2 separate regions of the Homo sapiens genome follow, and region 1 is linked to region 2. The links are chromatin loops, found by intact Hi-C in ENCODE. Cell type or tissue: ascending aorta. All regions are shown on one strand. Links, peaks and the distances in the headings refer to the core of each region. The heading gives the core; the rest is flanking DNA. Region 1 holds the start of MIR320D2 (microRNA 320d-2). Region 2 has its middle 120 kb from the start of MAGEC2.

Region 1 (16,425 bases), core at 4,982-12,981, 1.2 Mb after region 2:
AAAATCAAAGTCCCAGCCTGGAGTGGTGTCTTCTCTGGTGGAGAATACAGCTATTGATCAAAGAATCACACAAGAAATAAACAATTGTAACTGTGGCAAGTTCCCCGACAAGTCCATTGTGGCCCTCATCCGCGCCCTCAGCTTCATAGAGTACAACCAGAGCAGCTGCATTTTAGTCTCTTTTATGTATTGGGCTTCCAGGTAAGATTAATTGAGGGAAAAATTGGGGTTTGATTTTTAAAAGTTGGAAAGCCACTATTCTATGGCATTTAACTCTGTTATTATATTGGCGATGAATTTTTTTTTCTACTGAATCTTTGCAACTATATGTCTCAAATATGAGATGCACTTTCTTAAAAGTGATTTTTAATCTTGCTGACAGATTATTATTTCCCTAGGATCTCAAATTCCCTCATTGTGTAATCATTTTCTCTAAGATTTTCATCTATCTTTACATCCCAAATGAATCAGTATCAGCTAAATAAATAACTAAATAAATTAATAAAGCAAGAAAGGAATTCCTCTTGACTCACCTACTTCTGCACAAGGAGATTATCTCTAATGCAAACCCAATTCATTCTTGAAGAGGGAAATAACCTGCTAGATTGATCTATAATCAGACACTAAACCCCAATGACCACCCCAACTAGGTGCAAGCATGCTTGGTGTGTCGAACAAAAATGTCTTTAACTTCTACTTACTGAAAAATTTTTTTGATAGTGTTCATCTATGATATCACACTTATTCTTATCCCCTTCAAAAGAGCAACTGCAATATTTTACACTTGTATGATACCACACAATTTAAAAAGAACCTCAAATGCAGAACCTCATTTGATCCTTAACCAACTCAGTAACTTACAAGTAGTATTTGGAAATGGTCTCACCCAACTAGCCAGACACATCTGTCGATGCTTTACTTTTGAGTTTGGGGGATGTCTGCTTGCTAGTGGTAATATTTGTGTTTATGAAGTTCTGAACTACTAACAAGTGAAATAAAGAAAGAAACTTGTATATATTTTCTATTTTATATGGTTTCTATTATGCCCTCACCTCCAATTTTTCACTTACTCGGTTTTCAAGAAACGAGATTATACCGGGTACAAGCAAACCTTAAAGATGTGGATGCTGACTGGTTAAACATGGCATTTTAGCCAAACACCGTACCTTAGCTAACCAAACTATGTCCCTATCTTCATTTTGCAAATAAGATATTGAGGTACACTCATGCTCCTCCTAATTGTTTTAATGTTTTTGAGCAGATGGTACAGCCCTAATTCCACTGAAACAAACCATGGTGGGTTGAATAGGGACCCCAACCCAAAAGATATGTCCGCATCCAAATACCTGGAATATGTGAATGTTGCTTTATTTGAGGAAAGGGTTTTGTAGATGTAATTAAGGTAAGGATCTCAAAATGAGATTATCCTAGATTATCCAGGTGGACCCCAAAACTGATAACACGTGTCCTTATAAGAAACAGAAGAGAAGAGACAAACACATAGAGGAGAAGGTGATGTGAAGACGGAGGCAAGATTGGATTGATGCTACCACAAATCAAGGAATTCTTGGAGCCACCAAAAGCTGGGAGAGGCAGGGAACAAACTCTTTTCTAGAGCCTCTAAAGCAGCAATCCTCAACCTTTTTGGCACCAGGGACCTGTTTCATGCAAGACAATTTTTCCACGTACTCAGGGAGGTGTTGTTGGGGGGCGGTTTTGGGATTAAACTGTTCCACATCAGATCATCAGGCTTTAGGTAGATTATCGTAAGGAGCATGCAGCCTACATCTCTTGCATGTACAGCTCACAATAGGGTTGGTGCTCCTATGAGACTCTCATGTGGATGCTAATCTGACAGGAGGTGGAGCTCAGGTGGTAATGCTCACAGGCCCACTGCTCACCACTGGTCTGTGGCCCAGGGGTTAGGGACCCCTGCCCTAAAGGGAGTGTGGCCCTGTGGACAGCTTATTTTCAGACTGCTGCCACTGGAAATTGGGATTCTCCAGTCAATTACTTGTAGCCATTTTTCACATTAAAGTCTGTATATTCACTGTGTTCTTAGAGCCCTTGTAAAGCTAACCAGCTCTTATCACCTTTAAGCAAGTGGGAACTTTTAGCCTTTCTAAAGTTGTAATTCTACTTCTGAAATGTCTTCAAATGTATCAATAAGCCTTCTCTTCCCAGTTCTTCTTGGAGTCAGGAAAAGCTGGGTTGAGAGGAGCAGAAAAGAAAAAAGAAAAAAAAATCGTTATTTTTAAATTCAAGAAAAAAAGCTGGATTTCCCACTATTATATTGCCACAAAAAATTACTTATTTTAATGCACTCAAGTAAGCCTTGATATTGTGGGTTGTTGGAGAAAAATGCACTATTTCCTGTCTATAAACATCTAAAGAAGAAAAAACATCTAAAATAATCACATTTAGTATTCTTGCAGTATGATTTGGATGCACTTCTGAGGTAATCTCTATTTTACTTAATTTTTATTGCTCCAGTTCAGTTAGCTAGAGTTTTTTATGTTTAGATAGTGTGTATGTGTGTGTGTGTGTGTGTGTGTGTGTGTGTAATATGGGGGTGGCAAGAGGCTGTTTCAGTAGACCATCAAGTTATTCAATTTGTATGCTACTGCTCTAGCTGGATTTCACATATGATATTATTTACTATATTCCTTATGCATTAGGTAAAATAACAGTGGAAAGATAGAAATGTTTTTTACTGAGAATTGCTAGCATAAATTTGAAAAAAACAGCAAATCTGTCAAATTCTTATCATATTTATGCTATAAGACACTTACTGAAAGAAAAAACCCTCTTTTTATATAGCTTATAATTGCAATCCAGATAACATAAAACATTTCTCATTATGGAGGAAAATATGAATGTAAATCTTATCTACATAAAAAGGTTGATGTTTTATTTCATTTCAAAATTCACACAAAACATTTTGTGACTACTTCTACTTTGAAAAGACAGAGCAGATTTATATGAATTTTTATTAATTGCTTCAATCCTTCCTGGCTTTGACAGCCTGGAGTCCTGGAAAGACCATTGGACCTGATTTTAGAAAGCCTGCTCTGCTACTGTGTGAGCTAAGTGTCTGGAAACCTAGATTCTTAATCAAAAAACATGAAGATAAAAGAATCTGTACCACCTAGATCAAAGAGTTATTACCAACACATCTGCCTAATAAAATCCCACTCATCCTTCAGTGCTGTATTAGTCCATTTTCACACTGCTATAAAGAACTGCCTGAGACTATAAAGGAAAGAGGTTTAATTGACTCACAGTTCAGCATGGTTGGGGATGCCTCAGGAAACTTACAATCATGACAGAAGGTGAAGGGGAAGCAAGGCACCTTCTTCACAAGGTGGCAGGAAGGAGAATGAACAAAGGAGGACATGCCAAACTCTTATAAAACCATCAGATCTAATGAGAACTCACTCACTATCACAAACAGTATTGTGGAAACCACCCCCATGGTTCAGTTACTTCCACCTGGTCTCTTCCTTGACATGGGGATTACATAGGGATTACAATTTAACGTGAGATTTGAGTGGGGACTGATAGGGTTTGGCTGTGCCCTACCCAAATCCCATCTTGAATTATAGCTCCCATAATTCCCATGTATCATGGGATGAACCCAGTGGGAGGTAATTGAATCATGGGGGCAAGACTTTCCCATGCTGTTCTTGTGATGGTGAATGTCTTATGAAATCTGATGGTTTTATAAAGGGGAGTTCCCCTGCACATGCTCTCTTTCCTGCTGCCATGTAGGAAGTCCCTTTGCTCTTCCTTCATCTTCCACCATGATTGTGAGTCCTCCCCAGCCATGTGAGTCCATTAAACCTCTTTCTTTTATCAATTACCCAGTTTCAGGTATATCTTTATTAGCAGCGTGAGAACGGATTCATACAGGGACACAGCTGAACCATATTAAGTGCTAAGACCATCACACCTTCCTGTGAGGCAGTGACTTCTAGAGCTGCACATTGGAATCACCTAGGAAGCCAGGGCCACTCCCAGAGATCCTGAATTGCCAGCTTGGGTGGGGCATAGAGCCAATAAAAGCCCCTTGGGAAAACTGGCCTCCTATCTTGTCTGCACAGTCCCTGTACAGGGTTCCTGACCTGTGGTAAGTAAAGAATGTCACTTTCTAACAGGCCTAGGAGCCCCTTGTTATCTTGGGATCTCAAGAGGAGAGGAATTTACTCAACTCATAGGTATTTGAGGGTACAAACCCATGACTGTGCTCAGCTTTAAAAAAACTCTTATCTGAGATTCCTTTTATGGAACAAAGTTCCATCAAAGCCAATTTTAAAGGCCTATATAAAAACAATTATTCTTGCTGCACTTTACACAAATAATCAGGCCAAGTATAATAAAGCAAATCAGTCTTACTATGATTTGTCTTTCATAAAAATGGGATACTGGAGAGAGAAAAATATGTTTCAAAAACTATGATATACCTGTTACTCAATTATAGTCTCATCAGTTGTTTTTGAGTTTTTTTCTGCAAGTTAGACTAACTCTGCTTATTCCTGTGAACCAACCAGTGATCTCTGGCTGCTGATCAGAAGAAACAAGAGGGATGGTTAATGTAATAATCTGGATCAGTATTCTAATTCTGGGCATGTATTGGAATGTATAGCATGTATAGCAATTCCATATCAGCTTGGTTCCAACAGCTGCCCAGTTCATGGAAAGCCTTCTTATTGAGTTTACTTGGGATGGATTTACTTTTTTTTACTTTACTGTTGTGGAATATATTTGCTGTTGTACTCTTTGTGTAGGAATGATGGATAAGCTTACTCAACGTTTTCTTAAACTGAACACTTACTAATCTTCCAGATATTACCTTTTGTTGGAGTTACAAATGGCCTTCACCATACTGACAGTTTCTGACTGAGCTCCTCTCTACCCTGAATACAAGAGACCCTAATAGTTAGGTAGGAATATCATTGTCTTTATTCAGCCTGAAGAAGTTACAGAAGATGGACCTTCCTCCCTCTACAAACCTTAGGATTAAGCGTTCCCTTGTATAAGGGAGGGGGGAAATGTCAGAGGTGTTTGAACCAGAGTGACTCCATCTTGAATAGGGACTGGGTAAAGTGAGGCTGAGACCTACTGGGCTGCATTCCCAGGATGTTAGGCATTCTAAGTCACAGGATGAGATAGGAGGTCGGCACAAGATACAGGTCATAAACGTCTTGCTGATAAAATAGGCTGCAGAAAGGAGCCAGCCAAAAGCCACCAAAACCAAGATGGCAACGAGAGTGACCTCTGGTCGTCCTCACTGCTCGTTATATGCTAATTATAATGCATTAGAATGCTAAAAGACACTCCTACCAGCACCATGACAATTTACAAATGCCATGGCAATGTCAGGAAGTTACCCTATATGGTCTAAAAAAGGGAGGAACCCTAAGTTCCCCGAATTACCCACCCCTCTCCCAGAAAACTCATGAATAATCCACCCCTAGTTCGGCATATAAACAAGAAATAACCATAAAATAGACAACCAGAAGCTCTTGGGGCTGCTCTGTCTATGGAGTAGCCATTCTTTTATTCCTTTACTTTCTTAATAAACTTGCTCTCACTTGAAAAAAAAAATGTGTTCAAAGCCCCGCAGGTTATTTATTTATTTATTTATTTATTTATTTATTTATTTTTTGAGACTGAGTCTCGCTCTGTCGCCCAGGCTGGAGTGCAGTGGCGTGATCTTGGCTCACTGCAAGCTCCGCCTCCTGGGTTCACACCATTCTCCTGCCTCAGCCTCCCGAGTAGCTGGGCTACAGGCACCCACCACCACGCCCGGCTAATTTTTTTGTATTTTTAGTAGAGGCAGGGTTTCACCGTGTTAGCCAGGATGGTCTCGATCTCCTGACCTCGTGATCTGCCCACCTCGGCCTCCCAAAGTGCTGGGATTACAGGTGTGAGCCACCGCACCCGGCTTCTCCCAGGTAATTTTAATGCATAATCAGAGTTTAGAATTCATTTCAACTCACAGTGGCAGAACTCATTCTTATCTTGTTGATCCTATTTTTTTCCTCAAGTTTGACTGAGGTTTAATTGGCAAGAACAAAACTGGAAACGTCACACCTTCTGATTTCAAAATATCTTATAAATATTTACAGTAATTAAAACAATATCATGCTAGCATAAAGACAGACATATAGACCACTGGAACAGTATAGAGAGCACAGAAATAATCCATGCATGTACAATATGCTCAACTGATTTTCTACAAGGCTGCCAAGAACACACAATGGGAATGGACATTCTCTTCAACAACTGGGGTTGGGAAAACTGGATATCCACATAGAAAATAATGAATTTGGACCCATATCTTACACCACACATAAAAATCAACTCAAAATGGATAAAAGAATTAAATGCAAGACCTGAAACGTTAATACTAGATGAAAACATAGGGGAAAAGCTTCTTGTTGATACTCCCAATTTAATCAGTCTCTATTTAAGTGAACTGCTAGACCAAGTGAAGTGCTTCAAATCTTCTATCGAACGTACTGACAAGTACCTTCAGGAAATTTACAACAAATAGGTTACCATCTGAAAATAGCAATAACAGCAGAAGTTTGTGTAAGGTACTCTTCCAAGCACTCTACAAGTACGAACTCATATACTTCACACAGTAACACTATTATAATTTTCATTTTACTGATGAAAACACTGAAGCACAGAGAGATTAAATTATTCACAGTCACACAGCCTGCAGGTGGCTAGGCAGAAATTTGAACTCCAGCCGGTCACTAGGCAATACTGCCCCATAGTAGACTGAGTGCCCACTTTTGCTCCCCTGAAGTGAGTTATTTGCTTTTGGAAAATCAGTTCAGTTTGTTCCCGAAGCTGCGTATGCCTGTTGTATTATAATTACATAATTTAGTCAAATATTATGTAAATACCCACTAGAAAAAAAAGATGAGTGGAAAAAGAAAAAAGTTGCTGTACTATGACAGCTGAGATAATTGCTTTGGAAGGGAACTCACTAAAACAACTGCTGTCAAATTAAGTATGAGTGGGGCAACGATTGTTTGTGAAAAATCATTAAAATGTTTGATTCTGTGACCTGATTCCTTTGCAAGTACTTTAATTTAAGTTCTTGTTCCAGCTAAAATAAACTGACACAAAATCAGAAGTAAAACTTTATGGGTGAGGTTATGCAAGAAAGAAGTAGGAAAGTATACTCAATAGACCTCAAAAATATCAAAAGATGAGGAAGTATGTATATTTAAATATTTAAAATGTTTAAATGAAGATTGAACCACTTAAATGTGTACCTGATTTTTTGTAATTCCCCAATGTAATCAATTTTTTGTTTTTTTCTTTTTTGAGACGGAGTCTCGCTCTGTCTCCCAGGCTGGAGTGCAGTGGCACAATCTCGGCTCACTGCAACCTCCACCTCCCAGGTTCAAGTGATTCTCCTGCCTCAGCCTCCTGAGTAGCTGGGATTACAGGCATGTGCCACCATGCCTGGCTAATTTTGTATTTTCAGTAGAGACGGGGTTTCACCATGTTGGTCAGGCTGGTCTGGAACTCCTAACCTTGTGATTCACCCGCCTCGGCCTCCCAAAGTGCTGGGATTACAGGCGTGACCTACCGCTCCTGGCCGTAATCCATTTTTTAAATGAACTGACCAACCACTAGCACATAGTAGGAGAGGTCTAAAGAACTAGAATATTCTTTATTGTTTGATGTTATAATTGTCTATTTACAAGTCTGTTTCTCTCACCTCATTATAAGTGCCTTGCGTCCAAGAACTTTGTTGTATTCATTGTTTTATGTTCAGGCCTAAAGTGGTGCCTGGCATAGAGTAGAAACTCAACAAATGTTTGTTAAAATTAAATGAGATCCTGTGTGTGGATGTACTTTGAAGCTTTGAACTGCTGTGGAACTGTGGGAAGTGCTTTGAATGGACACACACATTAGTATGTCATCATTTCTGCAAGTAGAAACTCAGTAATACAGCCACTTCCAGGGTCAATCAGCAATGCCAGTAAAACCTGATGGTTAACAGAGTGAGTTCTAGAATAGAGAGACCTACTTTTGAATCTTGGCTTCACAACTAATTAGCTGGATGACCTTGGGCAAGATATGTAAATGCTGTGCACCTCAGTTTCCCCATGTGTGAAGTAGAGACTATTACAGAGATACCTACCTCAAAACATCTAAATGTCCATCAGTTGGGTGTTGATATGGAATAAGCTCCAAGTTATATTATTAGGTGAAAAAGTAAGTGGTGAAAAATGCTTACAATATGATCCCATTATTGTTTAAGAAGAAGGGGAAAGACAAAGAATATCAATATCAGCTTACATATGCACAAAGAGTTTCCAGAGGAAGATGAAAGAAATTGTTAAAAGTGATTATATCTGTGGAGTGATGCCAGAGAGCAGTTAAAATTTAAAGAGGTGAAGGAGGCAATGCACAAGAGGTTTGCTAGCAAAAATTTCTGTTGCATAAAAAAAGAACAGGAAGATCCGTAGCAGTCAGCTTGGATTAGCATGCTGCCAGAGCTCTAAGGTTAGAAGCAAAACCAAGATAAGCCTTACATCAGGGATGTCAAATCCAGACCATGCAGTCACTTCTTCCTCCAAAACACCTGAATCAGGACATTCTTCACCATGGAGCCTGGACAAGGCCTCAGAAACCTTCTTAAGTCAGTGCTCCAGGCGACCACTAAAAGTTGACAGAAATTGGACAAAGGAATAAAAGCTATTTCCCATCCAGCATTACAGCAACAAAATGAGTTGAGAAGATTCTATAAAGAAAAGGGTACTTGGGCTACGATTACCGAGCCTAAAAGGAGAATAGCTGGGAGGTGAATTAACAATGGCTCCAAAGAAAATGTGAGACTTTTAAATGGAAGGTAGTAGATGAACAGTACTAAAATATTTGCTTCGCAGTATCTTCAGGTCTGTTATTCCAAAGAAACCAAAAGAGTTACAGCCCTAGTCTTTACTGTCTGAAATTAAAATCTCCACAGGATACTCATTATAATGAATATGCTCACTTAATAAACCTGGCATTTCTATAACACTTTTATAATCAACACATTTTCAAACCAATCATGATTGGCAGCTTGGCTTCACTTTGCTCTCACCATCCTCTGAGCTAAGTAGTGCAAATGTTGTTAGATTTTATCATGTTGATAAACATCCCTTGGTTGCTGAGCAGTTGAGGGGCTTGCTGGGATCACACAACAGGCCAGTAGTGATATGGGACTACGACCCAGGGTTCCTGACAACCTGGATCTCTTTCCTTGAATGTCAATTCAAATGGAAGCAGACTTACTGGTGAGCTAAGTTGGTGGAGCAAAGAGCTAGGGTTAAGTAGGTTATTACAGCGAAGGTGACCCATTTTATATGCATATGGTGCGGGACAGGTGAGCCCCAAAATTGGGGCTTAGCTGGCTAGCGTTCTTGGTTTTGGCCAGGAAAGAATTCTTGGGCGAGTCAGTGGTGTTAAACAGTAAATTTTATTGAACTGTATTGCTCCTTGCAGAGCAGGGCTAATTCATATGCAGTGTGCCCAGAGTGGGCAGGATATGGGATGTTGTCAACTTCAGTTATATCCACTTATACCCACTTTTAATTATATGCAAATTAAGGGGTGGGTTAATGCAAAATGAAGGGATGGGTTATTTAGAACTTTCTTACAGGTCATTGCCATGGAAACAGAAGGTTACTTTCGGGTCGTTGCCATGGCATTTCTAAACTGTTATGGCGCTGGTGGGAGTGTCTTATGCTAATGATCAGCAAGGGCAAATAGAGGTTGCCTTCGGTGCCACCTACTGGTGCGTGCCGTTTTTTTTTTTAACTTTAGTTGGGCGCCACCTGCTGGTTCTTGACTTTTTTTTTTTTTTCAGCTTGTCGGGACCAGGAAATGTCTTACTGGTCTATCACCTCATGTAGGTTGACGGGTTCTGGGGATCGGCTAGATATGTTACCAGTTGATTGGGCACCAACTATGAGGGAGGCAATACTGAGCACTTTGTATTTATTGTCTCACTGAAGCTTCCTATTGCTCAGGCAAAAAAAAAAAACCACACAGTGAAGTTTCCTCAATTCCACTCTTCCATACCCCACATCTAGTCTGTCAGAAAATCCTGTCGGCTCTCCTATCATAATGTACCCAGAATACGCCCACTTTTCACCACCTTCAATGCTATTCCTCATCATCTCTCACCCAAATAATGACAATCACTTCCTCTCTAGTCTCCTTCCTTCCCCCTTTCCCAGCTCCAGTTTATTCTCAACACAGCAGCCAGAGAGATCCTTTGAAAACTCAGAACATATCATGTCACTATCTGGCTCAAAACTCTGTCATGGTTCCCAGTTTCACTCAGAGTAAAAGGCAGTGTCTTGACAGTAGCCTATAAGGCCTCCATGACCCACCATCCTGCTCTCTGTGCAATTCCTTCCCTCTTCCTGGCCTTTGCACGCTCTGTACTCTCTCACTGGAATGCTGTTCTCCAAGAATCTGTCTGGCTTTTCCCCTCACCCCATTCAGGCCTCTGCTCAAATACCACCTGACCAGAGAAGGCATCCATGACCACCCTATTTAAAATGACTTCTCCTCCCTACCCCAGTCCTTGCTAACTCTTCCTGGTTTTTTTCATAACACTGATCCCCATCTGATACACTAAATCTTTTTTTTTTTTTTTGCATATTGTGCATTTTGTATGTCTCATTACAGGAATGTAGCTCTGTGAAGAAACTACTGTATTTTTAGCACCCAGAACAGTACCTGATACCAAGAAGTTTCTCAAGAGGCATTTGCTGATTAATTTCTGAAAAGAGTTTTGTGAAATGGGTACCATTATTATTCCCATTTTACAGATGAAGAAATGTCATAGCGTTTCAGTGGTTTAGTTAGGGTTACTCATCTAGTAAGAGGTGAGTCAGGTCTCCCTGCCTCTGTAGAGATAAAATTCATTCTCTCTCTCTCTCTCTCTCCTTCCTCCTTTACACATCCGAAAACACATATACACATGCTTACGTGAACATTCTGCAACATTCTGCAAATATTCTCAGTGTCACTGTAACTAAATTTTTAGAAAAAAATAGCAAAGGACTAACTGGAATGAGCTCCATCAGCAGGAGGAAAAGAAGCAAAAAACTCAAGCAAAAATAATATGACTGAGGAGGAAAACTAGTATTCAATGCAAAACATTAAGGAGGTTTTTGTGGGTGGAAGCAATCTTGTTCATCTACTTGTGGCAGGATATTTCGAAGAAGTATTATTGTGGGGTTTGTTCTCTGTTACAAAGTAATCAGAATGAGAGGTAGTTTTCTTCCTATTTCCTCAAGGCCTCACTCTCAGAAGGGCCCTGTGCTTGGTTTAAAGCCCTGCTGTCATTGTCTTGAAATTGTGAATAATTTTATCTTTGATTTTGTGGTTTGTAAGTGAAATCTAATGGGACAACAGAACATTTGTGTTAACACACAACATATGCCAGGTGGTAGTATGCACATAGCAGTTCATGCAATGCACTATGCACACCCAGGGTAGTCCAGGGTACTGCAGGTTCTTGAAAGAATAGCTGTGGCCAGGATCTAGGTCAAGACTGGTGGAGTCAATAGTGGTGGAAACAGCAGAAGCTACAGTTGTCATGGCAGTGGCTGCAGCCCCAAAAAAGAGGGGGTGCTCCATATGGGGCCAGCACTGGGACCAAGGTGGACATTCACTTACCTGTCCATCCCCAAAGCCCATCCCTCTGCCATCTACACGAATAGCTACTCTCTGACTTGAATTTTGGGACAGGTAACTGCCTGTTTTTAGGCAATAAAGTTTGTCAGCAAATTACTATAAAACAAGTATAAAATGCATTGTACATTGCAATAAACATATCAGAGAGTTATTTGGAGTTTTCAAAGAGTTTAGAATTTCTGGGTTTGAAACCTGTTGCAGCCTTGCAAAGGAAATATCCACAGGCTTAGAAAAGAATTAATTTTAAAGATTATCCTATTCAACAGAAAATAAATATTTTCATATAAAGCTTCGGATGAACCAAATATTAAAGATGAAGACAATTTGAAAATTAACATTTCCTTGTAATTGAAGATAGAGTGGTGGAATGCATAAACAAGCATTTTGAATGGTTTATAAATGATGAAGTCACTTTTGGTTAATTATATAACCTCCACGAGTTGCAGGAAATGTCAAATAAACATTAAAATACCATTGTTTACATTTACATTTAAAGTTAAATTCTGACTTACATGAAACTGACTTGTATGAAGAGTTATATCTTTTTAGAAAAATTGTTTCATGAGAATCATCAGCTCTAGATGTAATAAAATTTATATTTTAAAATAATTTGTTAAAACCTTACCCCAATGTTGTCCTTCTCTAGAAATACTCTTGACAGCATCAGTTACAGTTGCATGAGCAGAAAAATCCTTCTCAATATTAAAACATATCAAAGGGGATTTGCAATCTTACATTTGTCACCAGTAACTGATGGTACTTTCAATTATATTGACTAAAAACAAGGTTGCTGTAAGTATACGTTTTGGTGATATTATAAATTAATTTGCAGAAAAGTGAGCCAGAAGAATCTTGTGCTCAATCAAGATGTCACATTAATGAAATGTCATTATTCACTGTATATATAAAATTATGGCACTGATTTATAAAATTATGAAACAAATATTATTCTTTGCATTTCTAAAGATTATGCCATTACTCATGTGTCACTATTACCCCTATTAAGTTTCATAAGTAATAAAATATTTCTAAAGGGAGAAGTTTCATAGTTTCGTACCTTTAACATCACTTTTTTCTGATTCTTGAACAAGGGACCCTGAATTTTCATTTTGCACCAAGCGTCAAAAATTATGTAGCTGGTCCTGCTTCAGGATTATATCATTCTCTCTGCCACCTACCCTACCACTCCACCACACACACACACACAGCTAATCAAACAAGCTTTTCCTTATTTTATATATTATTTGATTGAGGCACAGCTTTATCCAGGCACTAATCACCTCATTTATGTTAAGATGCTGTAAGTTAATAGGAAACATATTCTTCATCCCAAATAATACATGTATTTTAATAGAGGTTTGCGCTGACAACCTTGAAAGGATGTTGTTTCATCCTGGTCTGTAGTTCCCCGCAAAGGTTCTGACATAGAACTGACATTTGATAAATATCTGTTAAATTAAGTGTATGGTAAGTGATTCTGGAACTCCCTAGCAGGCTATTAGTAGTGCTGTTCTCAGTCAAGGGCACATTTCTTGGTTGTTACACGAAAAATGAATGTATGAACCATATGCAGATCTTTGCTCCACTTTGTCCCCAAAGTGTAATTGGTATCTAACCTCAGCTTTCCTGTGCAGGCTAGAGCCTAGTAAATGAGATAAGTTGGGCTCCGAGCCCAAGAACACCTTACCACAAGTAAGAGATGGCCTTCATTTTGAAACAAAGCACACACATGCCCCTGAATTTCAAAGCAAGGTGCCCCAGTCTCCAGGATGAAAGGGATGAATCTACTGTCAGCTTCTAACTAACTTCTTTGTTCCTTCATGTTTTATTTTCCTAACAAGGGTCAGTCCCTCTGGTTCTTACTGTCACTATCATTCCAGGCTCACTCACTAAAACTCCACTGTGGGTTTTGACAAGAATCCATTTTGTAGAGCTGAGCAGGGTAGCATTTATTCAAGAGTTTTAATGCATGCTATGAGGATATAAAAATTAAATTGACATAAAACACAAATAGAGAGAAAAATAAGATTTTCAAAGTACAAATTTCCAATTTTAAGAGTGTTAGTAAATGAATCCAGCTGACTAGGTCCCCAATCATCTGACTAAAAATTTATCTTCCTCCTACTATACATAATGAGCCTCTTTCTCTCCCAGCAGCATGTCTACCTCTTGGCTTTTATGTACTATATTGTCCCTCACCTTGAGACTCTCATTCCAACTCTTACCACCAAAGATTTGCCAAACCCTCAGGTGACCCTCAGTCCTTTCTAGAGCTAAGGATGAGCTAAATTATTGACTTGGATGCAAAACACTACTACTTTACAAATCATTGTTGGACTGAGTGTTTACCCCAGTTTTAAAGTTCATTCTATCACACAGAAACAATTGATTTTATTAAAGCCAGTTTGCTTTTTGCAAAATTGTGTAACAGCTGTTTCAACATAAAGCACTTGAAGCACAAATATTAGATAAGCACATGTACAGAAGGGAATGGGGTGTCAGAAATAAAATGATTTAGATATGGTACTTAAGGAATATTGAAGTATGATAAAATAAATCCTTGTTATGAATCATTTCTGAGACCCATAGAGATAGATTTGTGCCTATGATATGCCATATCTCACACTTTGTTGCGTCTCCCATAGAGCCCAGCACCTAGCATATTCTCTTTAATACTGGAGTGCTCAGTAAAGGTCCGGTAAGTGATTGACTGGTTGTTGCTCTTGCAAAAGAAAACAATTCATTTTCTGATGAGCTTTGTATTTAAGATCCAAATCAGACAAGCTAGTTTATTTTTCTTCAAAAATGGTGATTATTTACTCTGTTGCAAATAAATATAGAATGCCATGTCATCGAGAAAACATTTCTGAATCTACGGACACACAGTCAAAAGAAATACATAAGAAGAAAGAATACACTGAAAAGATATCTCCCTTTTCTGAGTTTAATAAATGACCATTTTAACAAAAGCTTGTGAGACGAAATTGCTTTATGAATGAGACATTTTATGTCAAGTTCCAGCCAGTAGCTGACAACACTTTCAGTGCAATGTTAACAATTTGAAATATATTGAAATAATTTTATAAATTAATAATGTAGCTATGAAAAGCTCAACCTCATAATCATTCTCCTCTGGAAACACTCCATTCCATCTTATTTTTATAAGCACTTTATATGGAAATATGATACGTTGCTCCTGTTAAGCAAACTACTTTAGGAGGCAAAAAATTGATTTATTGAATAATTAGCATGCAGATAGAGAAAAGCTATGTGCCTTGCAGAAGATCTAAAATTGTTATTGGGAGCAAAGTGATAGTCATATTTTTTTAAACTGTATCAGCGATTGCAGATGCCAGGCACATTCGCAATAACAGTACAATTTAGTCACGGATTAGATATGGACATGGTGTTAGCATTTTAGTGTGAGAATAATTTTGGTAATATAAATGTGAGCAAACCTTTGAGGATTTAGAAAGGCCAGATAAGGCATAAAGTATATCCTGGCCGTGGCAGCGTAACAGGGTCATTGTAGGAAGAGGATATATAATGTAGATTATTCATGACCTCAGAGAAGACAGCGACACACAGAAGACTCTTACTAATAAAAATAGAGATGATGTTGCATACATTTATGAAATTCCCAGAGAGTAGCAAGTATGATATTGGACATATTAAAAGGTCAAGTGCTTCTCTCTCAGCACTAAGAAAGAAATATCAGAATGTCCCTAAAGATAGATAAAGCATAAAGCAGTGAGTTTTAATAAAAGTTGTGGTTGGCAGACAATGGAAATTAATGACCAACTAAGTTAGTGATCAAATTGGCATGTCTGCAATAACCACAAACAAACTTTATCTCTCTGTCAAAGGAAAACAAACAGGAAACTCAAGAGGTTTGAGATAACAGCCAAATTATTCTTTGCTTATACCTTCCTTCAGGATAGCCATGAGGGAAAAAATGTGAAAATGTGACAATAAGCTGAAGTTTTAGATATGAAAGGAGATAATTATCTCAAAGTGCTTTGTAGGTAATAAACAGCTGCATGAAAGATGGTAATGATAGTAATACAACCTTGTGACTTCCAAAGTGCCTTCAGATTCCTGCTTTTATTTGAGCTAGGTGTTTTCACATATCTATTATTTCCCATGATACTCAATGTATTAATCATTTCCAGGGGAAATAGAGATTCCAAGAGCATAAGTGACCTGTCTATGATTAGGCAAGGCAGTAAGTGAGTGAAACTGGGAGTCAAATTCAGGTGCCCAGATTCCCTGTCCAGAACAATGGCTATTAGGCCTCTATATGGTTCTTGATCAATCCGTCTCTCTTCTCACTGAGAAGGTCCCCAGTTGCTCAAGGTGGAGGCCATTCCATGTTAATATTCTGCCTAAAATATAGACACTGGCTTGAGACACCATTGTTATATACTCTTGTAACTAGTCATTCTTTCCCATTTAATTATTTTTTGAACTTATCCCAAATAGTCAAAATCCTTTTTATCCTTTTCTCACAAGAACAATTACCTGGTAACATTGATTAAATTCTGGCTTGAAAATCCCGCATTATTTTCAACCAATGCAACAAACAGTAACTACTTGACTTATGAGGCAATGTATAGTACCTAATGTTTCTTCCTGTGAGGATTCAGAGCTACTCAAGGTAGAAAAAAAAAAGCAAATTAAAATGCTTCTAAAAAGAGA
Region 2 (16,425 bases), core at 3,374-11,373:
GGCTGCAGTCAGACATATGTGGAAACAGAAGAAGGGTCAGAGAGATGTGATATTGCTGGCTTTGAAGATGGAAGAAGGGGAGCCACAAAGCAAGGAATGCTGGGAGCCTCTAGAAACTAGAAAAGGCAAGGAAACAGATTTTCCCCTAGATACTCCAGAAATAAACCCAGCCCTGCCTATGCTGCGATATCATCCCAGTGAGATTTGTATCAGACTTCTGACCTACAGAACTATAAAATAATAAATTTGTGCTCCTTTAAATTGCTTTAAAAAAAGGATTAATTAGCAAAACCATTTGATCCCAGACAACTGATGAGTTTCCCACTGTAGAAACAATACAAAGGCAAGCATTTTTACAAGCATTCAAACCCTCAGGACACCATTTAGCAAAGAGAAAAATCATCCAACCTTCTGCTCACTCAGGAATCAGGGGTAGGAATAGCACGGTTGATTTCCTCTCATTTTAGTGATTAGTTGTAAACTTTTCTCCACCAAGTCTTTTGTCAAAGCTACTAATAAGAAGCCAAATTGACTCATTTGATCTTAACCTTTTCTCTCCAGCCCTGCGCAGTGCATATTGAAGGTGCTAATGAACAGCAAACTGGCTCAGTGCACAATCACAGGAGGCCAAAGGAGAAGCACGGCAGAGCAGAGATTCCTGAACACGTTGGCTAATGTGGCTTGTATTTCTTACAAAATTTCTTGTCTAAAAACACAAAGATGTAAGGTTTGGTTTATTTATCCCTGAATATCTGCTGATACAGGGAGATGACCAGCCTAATAGGAATTAGCAAGAAATGGAGAAGTGGCTCAGAAGCAGCCTAACCACCTAAATGACAAAGGAAATCAAACTGTTCAATATTAGCATCAACAGGCTTCACACCTAAGTAAGCCAGGGCTTCACCAATACTTTAGTAAGGGAGGGGTGTTGTTTATATCAGTCTCATACTGCTGTAAGTTCTGTGTGTTATTGTCATTACTGTAGACATATAAACTGCTTAGTAAATAATATAATGTATTTCGTAATGATTTGTTTACTTAACTAATTCTGAAGATTAATTCATCCAGTGGCTGAAATCACTCCCTAGAGTGGGTATATAACACTGGCAAAATGCACTCTCACAATTCAAGCCATACCTGAAGTTCACAGTAGCTGCAGAGAGCTGGGTTTATCCTATGAACCTGGGATTGGAGCTCTTCTATCAGCCAGAATATTTTGCAATACTGTTTGGCATAGAGACAAACATGCTGGAAGACTGTCAAAGGGAATTTTCTCACCAATAGGAGTATTCTTTCATATATATAGGAAAAAATGGCATGGCTTGTTTGTTTATAAATCTCATACTGCTTGCCACCACTTGAGCAGTAATTCTGAAAAGTGAAATGTTGGTGAGCATGTAATTCATTTGGAGCTCTGAGTTTTCCCATTTGGTGGCATACAGTGAGCAAAAAAAACTAACAGTAGGTCAGACTCTGTGCTGTGTTGGCAAGACATCCTCAGCGCCCCAGATTTCACTCCCAGTGTGAGATTTACACTGCACGGCAGCCACTGCAATGCACCTCTTTTTGCATTTCTATTTAAACAAGCGTTTGGATAAATGCTCTGATGTCACCGCTCAAAATAAAGATTGCTGCAAGACCCAACTGCAAGGAGTTGTTTAACATTCTGTGCACATACCCCTGCAAAGTCAGCACATTCTCAAAGTGATTTCATAGCTCAAACCTTCATTGTAAGAGAACAGTTAGGTCCCCCACATAAATTGGCTGTCTCTGGAGCATTTCCTCTTGGTCCCTAATTTGTCATGTTACAGAATTAGAGCGCTGTGTCTTTACTTCCCAGGCCAGTATGCTCATCTGTTCCAAGGATGTCTATCTTGCTAGTCATCAGTGCTTTTGTCCTATGAGAGTGTATTCTTATTGTCCACCAGTGAAGTCATGGTTCTTTAACTGAGGATAAAAATTTACCTTTTTATTCATCTACACTTAATTACACACTACAACACATAGTCACAACAATAGCTATTCTTTTAGGGCCTCTACTTTATGCTAGGAGCCAGAGTTGTGTACATAATTCACGGGGTTCAGTATGAAATGAAAATACAGGACCTGTTCAAAATTATTAAGCATTTCAAGATAATGACAGTAGAGTATTAAATCAAATGCTGAACCCTTCTAAATGCAGGGCCCTGTGTGATTACTCAGATAATGTGCCCATTAACCATTCCTAACTCCTCCCAGACTCCCACTACGCTTCCCAGATTCTGGTAATGATTCTTCTACTATCTATGTTCATGGGTTTAATTGTTCTGATTTTTAGATCCCACAAATAAGACCTACTATTTGATAGCACAATAGGGTTACTATAGTCAATAATAACTTAATTGTATATTTAATAATTTAAAGAGTGCAATTGGATTTTTTAAAAATTCAAAGAATAAATGCTCAAGGGGATGGTTACCCCATTCTCCATGATGTGCTTATTTCACATTGCATGCCTGTATCAAAATACCTCATGTAACCCATAAATATATGCACCTACTATATACCCACAAAAATAAAAAAAAATTAGAAGATAATGTGCTTATAAGCCAGCCCTGCTAAAAGTGAATTTATTTATTTATTTATTTATTTACTTACTTATTTTTTGTGGCTATATAATACCGGCACATATTTATGGACTACTTGTGAAATTTTGATATGAGCATACAATGTGTAATGATCAAATCAGGGTAATTGGGATATCCATCATCTCAAGCATTTATAATTCTTTTATGTTAAGAGCAACCATTTTTACTTCACTAGTTACTTTGAAAATGCAGTAAATTAGTGCAAACTATAGTTACTCTATTGAGCTATCAAAATTAGATCTTATTCCTTCTATCTAACTGTATTTTTGTACCCATTAACCATCCCCTCATATTCCCTCTCCACACTACCCTTTCCAGCCTCTGGTAACTATCACTCTACCTTCTATCTCGATGAGATCTATTTTTAATCTCTCATATATGGTTAAGCACTTGTGATATTTGTCTTTCTGTCCCTGGCTTATTTTGCTTAACATAATGCTTTCCTGCTCCATCCATGTTGTTGCAAATGACAGGATTTCATTTTTTATGGCTGAATAATATTCCATTGTGTATATGTAAACCAAAATTATCTCTGTTTTCCAAGGATGGAAACCAAACTCAGTGAAGTAACACGTCAGAAATTACACAGCAAGAAAGGGATAGTACCAGGCGCATTGACTCAAAAACCTATCTTCTTCCTATTATAGTAAAGGTTAGCAAACTATCGCTTACAGGCCAAATCTGTCCACAAGCTAAAAATGGTTTTTACATCCCTCATTTGTTAAGAAAAACAAAAGAAGTATAATATTTCATGACACTTGAAAATTACATACAATTCCAGTTTCAGTGTCCATAAATATTATTTTGTTGGAACACATTCATGCCAATTCTTTACTTACTACCCAACTGTTCTTGCACGATAACAGCAGAGTTCAATACTTGTGCCTAAGACCAAAGCCTAAAATATTCATCTTTTACAGAAAGTTTTCCTACATGCAGCCAGTGAGCACAGACTCATTTGAATGAAAAATAAAATGTATATATGTATATTTAATTGGATATTTCACTATCCTAGGCGTCCTCATTTTGTAGGGCTGCCCTAACAAAGTACCACAAACTGGATGGCTTAAAACAACAGACATGTGTTGCCTCACGGTTCTGAAGGGTAGATGCTGGAGGGCAAAGGGTTGGCAGGGTTGGTTCCCTTCTGAGGGCTGTGAGGGGGGATCTGTTCCATGCCTCTTTCCCAGCTGCTGATGGTTGCCGGTGATCTCTGACATCATTAGGCATCACATTGATTTCTGCCTTCATGTTCACATGATATTCTTCTTTTGTGGGTGTGTCTCTGTGTCCAAATTTTCCCTTTTATAGAAGGGCACCAGTCATATCAGAGTAGAGTCTTCCCTAATGACCTAATCACAACTAAATCATCTGGGAAGTTTCAATCGCAAATATAGTGACATTCAAAGGTAACTTTAGGTGAAATTCTACTGAGGGTTGGAACTTCAACTTTTTTTATTTTATTTATTTTATTTATTTGTTTATGTTTTTTTCCAGAGGGAGGCACAATTCAAGTGATAACACTTAGGATAAATTTTTAAAAGTAGGCAATCAAAAAAATAAATGAGCAAACAATGTACAATCATGTATCATTCCTCCATTTATTTTCCCACCCCTTGCAATCACGCAAGAAATATTTATGGCACCTTTCCAAATCAATGTTCTCCATTTTTCAACCTTTATCTTATCAAATTTCTCAGATCTGGGGAGCATCTTTGATGTGCATTCAACTCTGCCTCCAAACTCCTTTGTTCTAGTTTGTATCACTCAAATCAGGTGATGCAATATAGGTCTTTTTCCTCACGCATGTTCTGAACATTAGGATATACACCATGATGGGGTTTTACACTTTATTCATCTTGTCCACTTAAATCTCATTTTATCCTTAAGACGTATGTTTGTATTTTCTGTTGGATACCATATACTTGAAAACAGAATGATACTTTATCAGAAACCCAAGGCTATCAAGCTGTTCATTGTCTCAGTTGAATTTTCAGCAAATGCCTTTTGTAATTCTAAAGCATTATGGTGTGCCTTCAATTCCTGGCACACTATTGCAGACTGCATCGTCCCTGCAACTGCTGGATACTTATCTAGCACTTTAACACTCAGGAATCACTTTCGTCTTCAAAGCACTGCTTCCTGACTTAATTAATCTTTCTAATTTCCAATGAAGTAAGTGTGCTATCCATCCTTTTACTTTATATTAAGGGCAAGTGCAGTAAGAGGAATCATTTATATAGCATTGCTGATCCTTCTTAATGAGTGAGGATCTAGTTATCTTTGCCTGAGTTGAGAAAGCAAGTAAGGTTTTGGTCCCAGAGCCACAGAATTCCTAATTATCCTTACATGGACTCACTACTCATCAAATACAAATACCCAGCAGAGAGTGACTGCGTAATAAACACTCGGTGATTGAATGGAAGTAGGAATCAAAGCACATTTTAATATCTAGGATGCATCAAGCACCAAGTAAAGTCATGTATATACTCAGTTTGCTTTTCTCTCTTTTTATTTTAAGCGTTTTTGGGCACACATTTGATAAATAAAAATTGTATATAGTTTGTGTGTATATATATGCATATATTAAATATATGTAATTATATACATTATCAGGTTTTTTGTTTTCTTCAATTAAGATGACAGTACATGTATGCTAGGAATTTATAAAATGACTTCCCCATACTGCCCACCTCATCTCTGCTGTTTCACTACCACAGTCTCTGGCACAACCCCATTATATAGAGATTTCAATTATTGTGTGTCGTGTCTAAAGTGCTTTCAAAGCTTTAGTGTATAAGATAAACCCCTCAATCTAATTTTTGCTGAAGGTACAACGCTAGGTAGTCATGATCCCTTTATCCTTGCTCTGTCATTCCTTTTCACTGTTTGGCTACAGTTAAGCAGATCAGAGGTAGGAACATGAGCAAAGGGCAAACTGTGATATGGCCTGCCACACACTGAAAAAATGACCACCTAAACATGAATAGACAGAGCTGATCTGCTCCTTGTTCTGAGGAATGTGAACTGAAAACAATGCAGGGAGTGAGGTCATTAACAAAGAGCTAAATCTGAAAGGCAAAGAACCCATGAACAAGTATAGCGTTATGAGAGTTATGAGGGAAGTAGAGCAAGTGCAAATACATGGGACCAAGGGTTTTCCCTCTCACTCATTTCATGTTCTAGATTTCAGCACCTTGTTCTCTATGTTGCTCTCTAATCATATGATTATCATCAATTTGGCTATTTCAAAATCCATACAGATGACACTACTACACCCTGGACTCTTAGCTACTTGACCTTCTCACTTCCAATTTTCTTGGCCTCCATTCCACCTTGAGCACTCATTTCACAATTAAAATGATCAGACTTACAACTCCTTGACTCCAAAGACTGAACTAACATGAATAAAGTATTCAGTGTGGATTATTACAATAGTCAAGGGAAAATAGGATGGTTGCTCCTACTAGTGAGCAGGCAGTAGAAATGGTTATAGAAATGATACATTTACAATAAGTTTATAATCTTGAATAACATAATATACTATGGAATATAGTTTGATGTTAGAGCCAACAAAATTTGCTGATGCACTGGATAGTGGTGGTGGTGCTGAGGAAAGTCATAAAGGATGGCAACACATTTGTCCTGAGAAACTGGGTGAATGGTGATGCCATTTATTAAGGTGAAGAAACAGTACTGGGGGAAATAACTCAGAGTTCATTTTTCGACAAGAGGAAATGTCAAGTAGGAAATTGCACATAGGAATATGTGTTCAAAAGATATGTCAAATTTGAAAGGCAGTAGCATATAAAGAACAGTTAAATCTATGAATCTGAAATCGCCTAGGTAGTCAGTGTAGAAAGCAAAAAGAAGTGAATAAAGAACTAAGCTCTGGGACACTCAAACTTTGAGCATTTTGGAAGAGAGGAAGTAGAATATCCTTTCCTGGATAATGATGAGTATCTCATGAGTTACCAGGGTGGTAAGATGTGAATCAAAGGACATGAACAGAAAAACGAAGACAGTAAAAAGAAAATAGTGTAAAAAAAGCAAGTCACTCTGTTTTCTGGCTGGAAAGTTATATGAGTCAGCTCACCAGTGAGTATATTAATAAGTATATATTAGTATATTAATAAAATCACCGTGATTGGATACTTGAATGAGTTGGGGTCAACAGTGCTCACAAAAACAAATCAAATCTATACACATATCAAACAACAACAACAACAATATACACTTGCTATACCTGTTTAGCTTGATATAGATACTATTTAGAAGTCAACTAAGAGCAATAGTAATATAATTCATATGCTTAGTTTTATTTTACAACTCTTAAACTCAACTTTTACCAAGAGAAAGACTACTTATAACTAGATACTTTAAAAGAAAATAGCAAATTTCTAACATACCTTAACAATGTTACCTACTTTAATTTCATTAGAAACCACTCATTTTTCAGTTTAAATCAAGAATAAGTACTTCTCAACCAGGCGCGGTGGCTCACGCTCATAATCTCAGCACTCTGCGAGGCTTAGGCGGGTGGGTCATTTGAAGTCAGGAGTTTGAAACAAGTCTGGCCAATATGGTGAAACCCCATCTCTACTAAAAATACAAAAATTAGCCGGGCGTGGTGGGGCATGCCTGTACTCCCAGCTACTTGGGAGGCTGAGGCAGGAGAACCGGAACCCGAGAGGCAGAGGTTGCAGTGAGCCGAGATCAAACCACTGCACTCCAGCCTGGGAAATACAGCGAGACTCCGTCTCCAGAAAAAAAAATTCTCCTCTGTGCTGCAGACATCTACCTTGTGTCTTTATTGAAACATTAGAAATTACAGTTATCTGCTTATGTCTTATGTGCCTTCTCTCCCCACTATCATATACATTCTTTAAAAATGAAAACTATGCTAGTATATCCATTTGTGAACTTAGCTTTTATCCCAGAGCCTAGACCAGTGCATTCACTTATCAAAAAACATATGTTGAACACTCACTAACTCCATCTTTAGGAAACTCCATTGTTCACAGGTTTTCCTTTGTAAAAAGCTTAGGAAAAGAAAGCCGATTACTTCTCAGATTGAATGCCATACTAGACCTTCTAGTTAAGAAGAAAGCAAATTTAAAAGATAGCTGCATTATATAATGGAAAAGTGTGAGGAGCCCTTGGCTTCTATTTCTCTTTTATTATTATTATTATTATTATTATTATTATACTTTAAGTTTTAGAGTACATGTGCACAACGTGCAGGTTTGTTACATATGTATATATGTGCCATGTTGGTGTGCTGCACCCATTAACTCGTCATTTAGCATTAGGTATATCTCCTAATGCTATCCCTCCCCCCTCCCCTCACCCCACCACAGTCCTATTTCTCTATGTCTTTAAAAGTTTTTATGATTCAGGGCTAAATACTTTTTCAAATGGAAGAATTTAAACTAAAATACTATGATTATTTTAGCTATCAACTTATCCTGCATGCTAATTGTGACTTCCAATATTTCATGACTCTATTTGAATAAAAAAACAAAAGGGATTTTATTCTACACCAGTATTAAAATCTGGGGAAATCATTATTGAGAAATTGGCATATGAATATATGCAGGACACTTATCCAGGCACTGCATTTTCCTTTGGCAGACTGTAGGGGTCAGGGTAATCTGCAACAGTCCTTCTGATGTTACAACTCCTCGCTTATGGATTAGTTCTCTTTCATCTTCACTTCTCTAGCTGCAATTTATTCCATCATTATTCTAAGATAAAAAGCAAAAGCAGAAAGCCTTTATATTAGGGAAACATTCTTGATATTTCTTGCTTTTATGTTCAAAAGAAATTTTATGTGTCAAGCTTTCTCCCATACATTTTATTTTATAGTTAGACGAAAATATTACATAATAAAACACACATAGATCAATGATTTTTCCATATGGCTTTCAATTTTACACAAGCAATTCTTATATATGGGAGGTATTAGGTTATCTTGCAGAGAGTATTTAAATGAGGTAAAAAACCAGTTAGCTGAAATCCACATACTGTACTTGATTTTAGCCAATCATTTATTCAATCAATTATTTCAACCTCTTCTTCCTCCCATGCTAATACAAGAATCGACAATGACTGATACAAATTTTAGTCCCTTTCTTACAGAAAGGGGCAAGAGAAGATGCCGAAGGATGCATATACTATGTTTTTTAGTGTAGTGTTGCAATTTTTAGTGCAATATTGCCAATTCTAAAAACATTGCAAATAAAAAATAAAGGACTAGATTGGGACCATGCCTTCCTCATCAAATAAAACAAAACCAAAGAAATCATTCACCAGTTGGTTCATTTCCCCAGAGAACGCTTCACTGATGGTATCATGACAACCAATGAAAAAATCAGATCTGTTTTATAGATAATTATTTTGAAAGCATATGCTTCAGTATGCAGGTAGTCCATAACACATATGTTAACTATAGTTACTAGAGTTCCTCCACCAGCTTTTAGGGTTAAATAGGTTTATTTCTACTGTGGGCTTAAATAGGTATTCAGTTAAATCATTTAAACGTCTTCGGATTTGAGAGGCTGCACATCTTAAGCCCTATAGTAAAGGTGGAAAAGGAGGCCTGGGATAGATTATCTGCATAGTGTATGATTAATTTCTACTTACATTTGTTCAACTGTATAAATTGCTAACAACTATGTAGTACTGGACTCTGGAGTTATACATCACTAGTCGTCATTATGCTACTTGTGTTCAAGTAAATACATGAATTACATGTGCACTAATTTCTGAGTTTGTTCTTAAATGAGTTTTTATAAAAGTCACTTGAATTTATAATGATGACTGCCCTCCAGGAAATGCAACTGTTGAGACACAAAGAAGACTGTCCAGAGACTGAGAGAAAGACTAACCTTCATTAAGCAAATATTATGTTTCCAGATATGGCTGTTCAGTTTTTCCTTTATTGCTCTAAAATACACAGATATTTTAATTCCAGAAGACACTCAAGAGTTTGTAACCTGGCTGGTGAAAAGACTCTGAAGAATACTAAGTAGAGAGACACATGTAAAGAATAATACATATTTTTTAAAATACTGCATTAGATAAGGGTTTTCTAGACTTCTGTCCTCTGCTTTCATGCTCTGACATGGATCTTGGGGTACTGTCAAAGACCAAGAAAGCTGATAATGTTATCTGAGAACTTCAGCAAACTCAGAGCCAGAGCCTATGTTCCTGTTTTTCTTTTCCTAGTCTTTTAGATATTTGTGAAGGTGGCAATCTATTCTGAATCCCCTAAACAGGCACAGGTGTTTTGTACCTGTCTAGACCTGCTTGGAATTGAAAATATTCCTCAGGAAACATTCTGTGCTTACCAAAATCCTTGAAGTCCTGCTAGAGTGAAATTCACATTCAGTTGTAATGGTGAGATACAATAAAATCTAATGGAAACTTAAATAACTATTAATGGTTGCAAAGAGAATCAGGAACAGAGGGAGAATGAGAATCAGTGGGCAGAATTATGGTTCTCTCACTGTACCCTCACCTTGAACTGATTACTATAGCATCTCTAGAGGCCAGACTAGGATTGAATTGAAGCCTCAATATTTACCACTTGGGCAAATTGCTAAATTTCTTTGAGCCCCAGTTTTTCATCTGTAAGGTAATAAGAACCTGTGGTACTCAGAATAATGTCCACCCAAATATTTCCACACCCTAATCCCCAAAGCCTGTGAATGTTGTTACATATCAGAAGAGGAATTGCAGATGCGATTAATTTAAGAATCATAAGAGATGAGGAAATTATCCCAGATTATCTGGTAGACCCCATGTAGTTCCATAGGTCCCTAAAAGGAAAGAAAGAGAATCTGAGAGATGGCATCATGAGAGGGATTCAGCTCACCACTGTTGGCGTTGAAGATGGAGGAGGGAACTGTGAACCCCAAATATCTGAGAAGGTCTCAGTCAATTTAGGAAGTTTATTTTGCTAATGTTAAGGATGTGTGCTTGTGACACAGCCTCAGGAGGTACTAATGACCTGTGCCCAAGGTGGTCAGGACACAACTTCGTTTCATACATTTGAGGCAGACATGAGACATCAGCAATCAAATATATGTAAGATATACATTGATTCCTTCTGGAAAGGTGGGACAACTCAAAACGGTGAGGGGGCTTTCTGGCCATTGATAGGTAAGAGATAAATGGTTACATTCCTTTGAGTTTTTGATTAGCCTTTCCAAAGGAGACAACCAGATATGAATTTATCTCAGTGAGCAGAGGGATAACTTTGAGGTCTGTCTGTCCTTTGTACACATGGAAATTCCCTGTGAGGGTGGTATGTAGCCTTTTTTAAAAAAATCTTAGTAGCTATCTTTTTTAGGAATAGAATCAGAGGCAGGCTTGCCTTAAGCAGCTCCAAGCTTGATTTTTCCCTTTGCCTTAGTGATTTTGGGGTCCCAAGATTTATTTTCCTTTCACATTTCCCCTCTTTTCTTTTTAAAATCTATCAGAGAAAGCATTTTAGAATAAAATGTGTCTCTGCTCTCAGGTTTCACCTGATCTCTCATGGCTAAGATGTTTTTTTCCTTGACAGGTAGGCCCCACATTGTTAGGAAAGCTCATTTTTAGCAGGGTGTGAAGTCTCACGTCCTATAAAGAGAAAATAAGGGGAGGAAGGGAGAAAAACAAAAACAAAGAAAGAACAATCCTGGAAAATTGACGTAGGCCATATTACTCTGAAGTCCATATGGTTGTCTTGCATCATTGTGCCTTCAACCTTAATGGTTAATTTATAGAGAAACTGAACTTATTTTATTTCTCAAAATTGGCCCTTACAATCTCATGAACCCACCTCTTCCGTGATAGTCCCTGGGCTTTCAGAAGTTGAATAGCTTTAATTTCTGGCCCTGTGTCTCATGAATGCAGTTTATTTTGATTGGCATCTTCTACTGGGTCTGAAGATGAGGCTTTAACTGCTGTCAGTTTAAGATTTAGCAGGACGTAATGTACTTTTTAGACTCAGGAGTCAAAGCCCTGTAACTTAATGGCACAAAGACTTTAAAAGCACAAACAGAAAGTTACATGGATGTAATAAACTTCTGTATTTTTTTATTTCAGTTATTTCTAAGCAAGTCAAACTTAGTAATAACATCGCAATTATTTTGATAGAGTGTAAGATCTGTTTATTAGGCCAGTTACCAAAAGGCAAAAGAAAAGATCTTCTGCAGTGTTACTGCTGTTCCCTATGGAGAATATTATGTTGGAAGGAAACATTTTCTTTAAACTTTTTAAGACATAATTTTTTTGTTTGTTTGTTTTTTAGCATTAGGCCACAACAGTTAGAACGTGAAAGGAAAAAAATTCCAGGAGCTGAAAGTGAGTTAAAAAATAGAGTTTTTCTTTCAGGCCTTTTAAAATGGGAGAGAAAGTTGAAAATAGTGAGACTTAATAAAAGTTGAACTTTGCATTAAAAAAATTACATTGTCTTTTAATTTATTAAGATCAAAGCAACATCTTAGAAAATTTCATAGTTTGAACCAATTCTTTAGCACATAAGTTTTTTAATCAAACCCAATCTCCAGAAAGACCATTATAATTTCCCTTTAATTCTAGACAATTCAATCATATAAAAGTATTTTTAATAAATGTTCTTATTATGACTTATACAGATCATTCATGACATGCTTGGATTTTTTGGTTTGTCCTGAACATCTCTCTTTCTTAAACAACCAGTCATTTTCTTTTAGGACAAAATTTACCATACGAGATTCTTTCTCATATAAAATTATTTTTCTTTAAGCTTTCTTACCAAAAATACTTCTTTATTTCCATAATTTTCTCTATATCTCTCTTACTTCTCGGTTCCTTTTACCTTGTTTTATATATAACCTTTAAATAAGCTTTGAATTAGACAAGAGTTATTCACCTTTTAAAAAGGACACACATTCTTCTAGAAACGATGTTTTTCTACAATATATTTTATTGGAAAATATCCAAGTAATGAAATATCAATGATTTAACTTAATATCACTTTAGATTCTAAATGAGGACAAGTTTGTCTACAAGTATTTATCCCATTACATTTACTGAATTATTTTAATAGCTTAGATTGTTTATGAAAACTATAATAGTCATTATTTATGTTATGAAAATGCCATGCAAAACTGAGACAGTGAAATAAATTTGACCTAATGGACTCTATCTTGCTTCTAACCACGAGGCTGTCCTTTTATTTCTGGGCATAGGTCCAACTAACTTTGGGAGGAACTTAGTTTATAGTTTTGCTTTAAAACAAAGATGATAACTGTCCTTTCCAAAAACAAACCCTCTTCCTGCCTGGGGACTAGACTGCCTAAAGCCACAAGATTAGAAATCATGGTTTAGGAGCTATGCCTCTGGAGGCTGTGAGATTCTAAATCTCCCCAAACTGTTCTTGGGGATAATATCACTATTCTAAAATGTAAGATCAGTGCTTGAGATATTTTACAGATTCTGCACTCCACTGACCTACTGGCACCTCCCAGATCAATGAATGATCTGGCTCATCTGGTCTTGAATCAGTGTAGGAGGATAGTTTCTATTTTCTATGATTTCATCTCTGACCCAACCAGTCAGAACTCCTGATTCACTGGTCCCCTGAGCACTAAAGTGTCCATAAAAACTCTGATCCCAAAATTCTCGAGGATACTGATTTCAGTAATAATAAAACTCAGGTGTACTGCATAGTGGCTCTGCATGAATTACTCTTCTTTATTATAATTCCCCTGTCTTGATAAATCAGCCCTTTCTAGGCAGTGGGCAAGGTGAACTCATTGGGTGGTTACAGTTACTTCATTGTCACCCATTTTAAAGCCTGTGAATTTCAGGTGTTTACCTATGTAGCAACCTTAAGATTAAATATATGGTTGTTTTACAGAATAATTCAATATTTAACTATTTTCATTAAACCAATATTAATGTCTTATTTATCAAAAATTATACAAGAAAAGATCCTTCTGTTTTGGGCTTGGTCTATAGTTTTGTATCCCTTATGCCAAATTTTGACACTTCTAGTGTTTGGCAGGAATGAGTATGAAATTGCTTGAACAATAAATGCAAACAAAAATGTATACTGAAAATTCTTGAGACATTTCTAGTATTACTTTACCAATAATTTTAAGGCTAGCTTATTAAAACTTTTACTTACATCACATGAACTTGAAGAGCATCTGGGTTTATTATTTAATTTATGAGTACTCTTGATATGGATTGGCCCTGTGTCCCCACCCAAATCTCACATCGAATTGTAATACCCACATGTCAAGGAAGGGAACTGCAGTCCTGATGGGCTGAGGGAGAAAAGTTATTGGATCATGGGGATGGTTTCCCCCATGCTGTTCTCATGATAGTGAGTGAATTCTCACGAGATCCAGTCATTTCAAAAGTGACAGTTTTTTCCTGTACTCTCACTTCTCTCTCCTGCCACCTTGAGAAGAAGGTGCCTGCTTCCCCTATGCCTTTCACCATGATTGTAAGTTTTCTGAGGCCTCCTCAGCCATATGGAACTGTGAGTCAGTTAAACCTCTTTCCTTCATAAACTACCCAGTCTCAGGGAAGTTCTTTATAGCAGTGTGAAAATTGACTAATAAAGTAAATTGGTACTGCAGAGAGTGGGGTACTGCTATAAAGAAAAGATAATTTGAACATGTGGAAGTTACATTGGAACTGGATAACAGTCAGAGGGTGAAACAGTTTGGAGGGCTCAAAAGAAGATAGGAAGATGTGGGAAAGTTTGGAACTTCCTATAAACTTCTTGAATGGTTTTGACTAAAATGCTGATAATGATGTGGACAATAAAGTCCAGGCTGGGGTAGTCTCAGACCGAGATGAGGAATTTCTCGAGAACCGAAGCAAAGGTCACTCTTGTTGTGCTTTAGCAAAGAGACTGGTGGCATTTTGCCCTTGCCCTAGAGACCTGTGGAACTTAGAACTTGAGAGACATGATCTGAAATTGGGACTTATGTTCGAAAAGGAAGCAGAGCATAAAAGTTTGAAAAGTTTGCAGCCTGATTATGTGATAGAAAAGAAAAACCTATTTTCTATGGAGAAATTTAAGCCTGCTGCAGAAATTTGCATAAGTAACCAGGAGCCAAATGTAAATTGCCAAGACAATGGGGAAAATGTCTCCAGGGCATGTCAGAGGTCTTGGCAGCAGCCACTCCTACCACAGGCATTGAGGCATAGGAGGAAAAAAATGGTTTTGTCAGTCAAGCCCAGGGCCCCCCTGCTCTGTGCAGCCTCGTGACTTGGTGTCCTGCATCCTAGCCCCTCCAGCTCCAGCTGTGGCTAAAAGGTGCCAAAGTACACCTGGGTCAATTGCTTCAGAGGGTGCAAAGTCCAAGCCTTGGTGGCCTCCATATAGTGTTGAGCCTGCGGGTGCACAGAAGACAAGAATTGAGGTTCGAGAACTTCCTAGGTATCAGAGGCTATATGGACACGCCTGGATCTCCAGGCAGAAGTCTGCTACGGAGGCAGAGCTCTCATGGAGAATCTCTTCTAGGGTGGTGCAGAAAAGAAATGTGAGGTTTGAGCCCCCACACAGAGTCCCCACAGCAGCATTGCCTAGTAGAGCTGTGAGAAAAGGGCAACCCTCTTCCAGACCCCAAAATGGTAGATCCACTGATATTTGCACCGTGTGCTAGGAAAAGCTGCAGACACTCAACACCAGCCATGAAAGCAGCCAGGGATGGAGGCTGTACCATGCAGAGCCACAGAGACAGAGCTGCTCAAGGCTGTGCAAGTCTACCCCTTGCATTAGCATGCCCTATATGTAAGACATGGAGTCAAAGAAAATTATTTTGGAGCTTTAAGATTTAATGACTGCCCTGTTGGATTTCAGACTTCCTTGAGGTCTGTGACCCCTTTGTTTTGACAAATTTCTCCCACTTGGAATGGAAACATTTACCCAATGCCTGTACCCCCTTTGTTTCTTGGATGTAACTTACTGGTTTTTTATTTTTATTTTACAGGATCATAGGTGGAAGGAACTTGTCTCAGATGAGATTTTGGACTTGGACTTTTAAGTTAATGCTGGAATGAGTTAAGACTTTGAGGGGCTGTTGGGAAGGCATGATAAGTTTTGAAATGTGAGGACATGAGATTTGGGAGGGGCTAGGAATGGAACAATATGGTTAGGCCTTGTGTCTCCACCCAAATCTCACCTTGAATTATAATACCCATAATCTTCTTTGTCTAGGGAGAGACCTGGAGGGAGATGATTGGACTATGGGGGCAGATTCCCCCATGCTATTCTCATGATAGTGAGTTATCAGGAGATCTGATGGTTTTAAAAGTGGCAGTATTTTTTTCCCGCACTCTCACTTCTCTCTCCTGCCACCTTGTGAAGAAGGTGCCTGTTTCCTTTTCACCTTCTACTATGATTGCAATTTTCCTGAGGCCACCCCAGCCATATGGAACTGTGAGTCAATTAAACCTCTTTCCTTTATAAATTATCCAGTTTCAGTGAAGTTCTTTACAGCAGTGTGAAAACTGACCAAGACAACTCTTTAAGCCAAATTTGTACCTTCTGGCCAAAACGCAATGAAATACATGTATGTATACATAAACACACACATACATACTCATACAACCAAAGATCCTATAGCTTTTACTTCAGAACTCTAGTCATGAGATATTAATACAAACTCATTGGTTTGCAAAATAGTAACAGGAAGAAATGGTTGGATGCAAATAGTGGATTGTATCTAAGCAGAAAGCCAACAGCAGCTTTAAAGCAGGCAGAAAAGAAAATAGAGAAAAAGAGAACTTAGGAACTCTATAGTTT

Evidence for each region. Peaks named below come from ENCODE experiments on the same cell type or tissue, not always from the same donor. Only the 100,000 strongest peaks of a DNase experiment are listed, where the experiment ranks them.
Region 1: it touches region 2 in a loop (7-fold over the local background); 5 of 110 quality-filtered maps call a loop at or near these places.

Annotation. Positions count from the first base shown.
Region 1 is chrX:140,911,967-140,928,391 of GRCh38, reverse strand. It overlaps MIR320D2 (microRNA 320d-2), which reads left to right and starts at 2,161; the gene lies at 2,161-2,232. In ascending aorta, for the core only: a CTCF peak has its summit at 9,824 (motif pointing left); a DNase peak (open chromatin) is centred at 9,751; H3K27ac peaks cover 1,070 bases.
Region 2 is chrX:142,081,240-142,097,664 of GRCh38, reverse strand. No RefSeq gene overlaps it. Among named protein-coding and RNA genes, the nearest start is that of MAGEC2, 120 kb to the left of the region's middle. In ascending aorta, for the core only: a CTCF peak has its summit at 8,285; no DNase peak of the experiment used is centred there.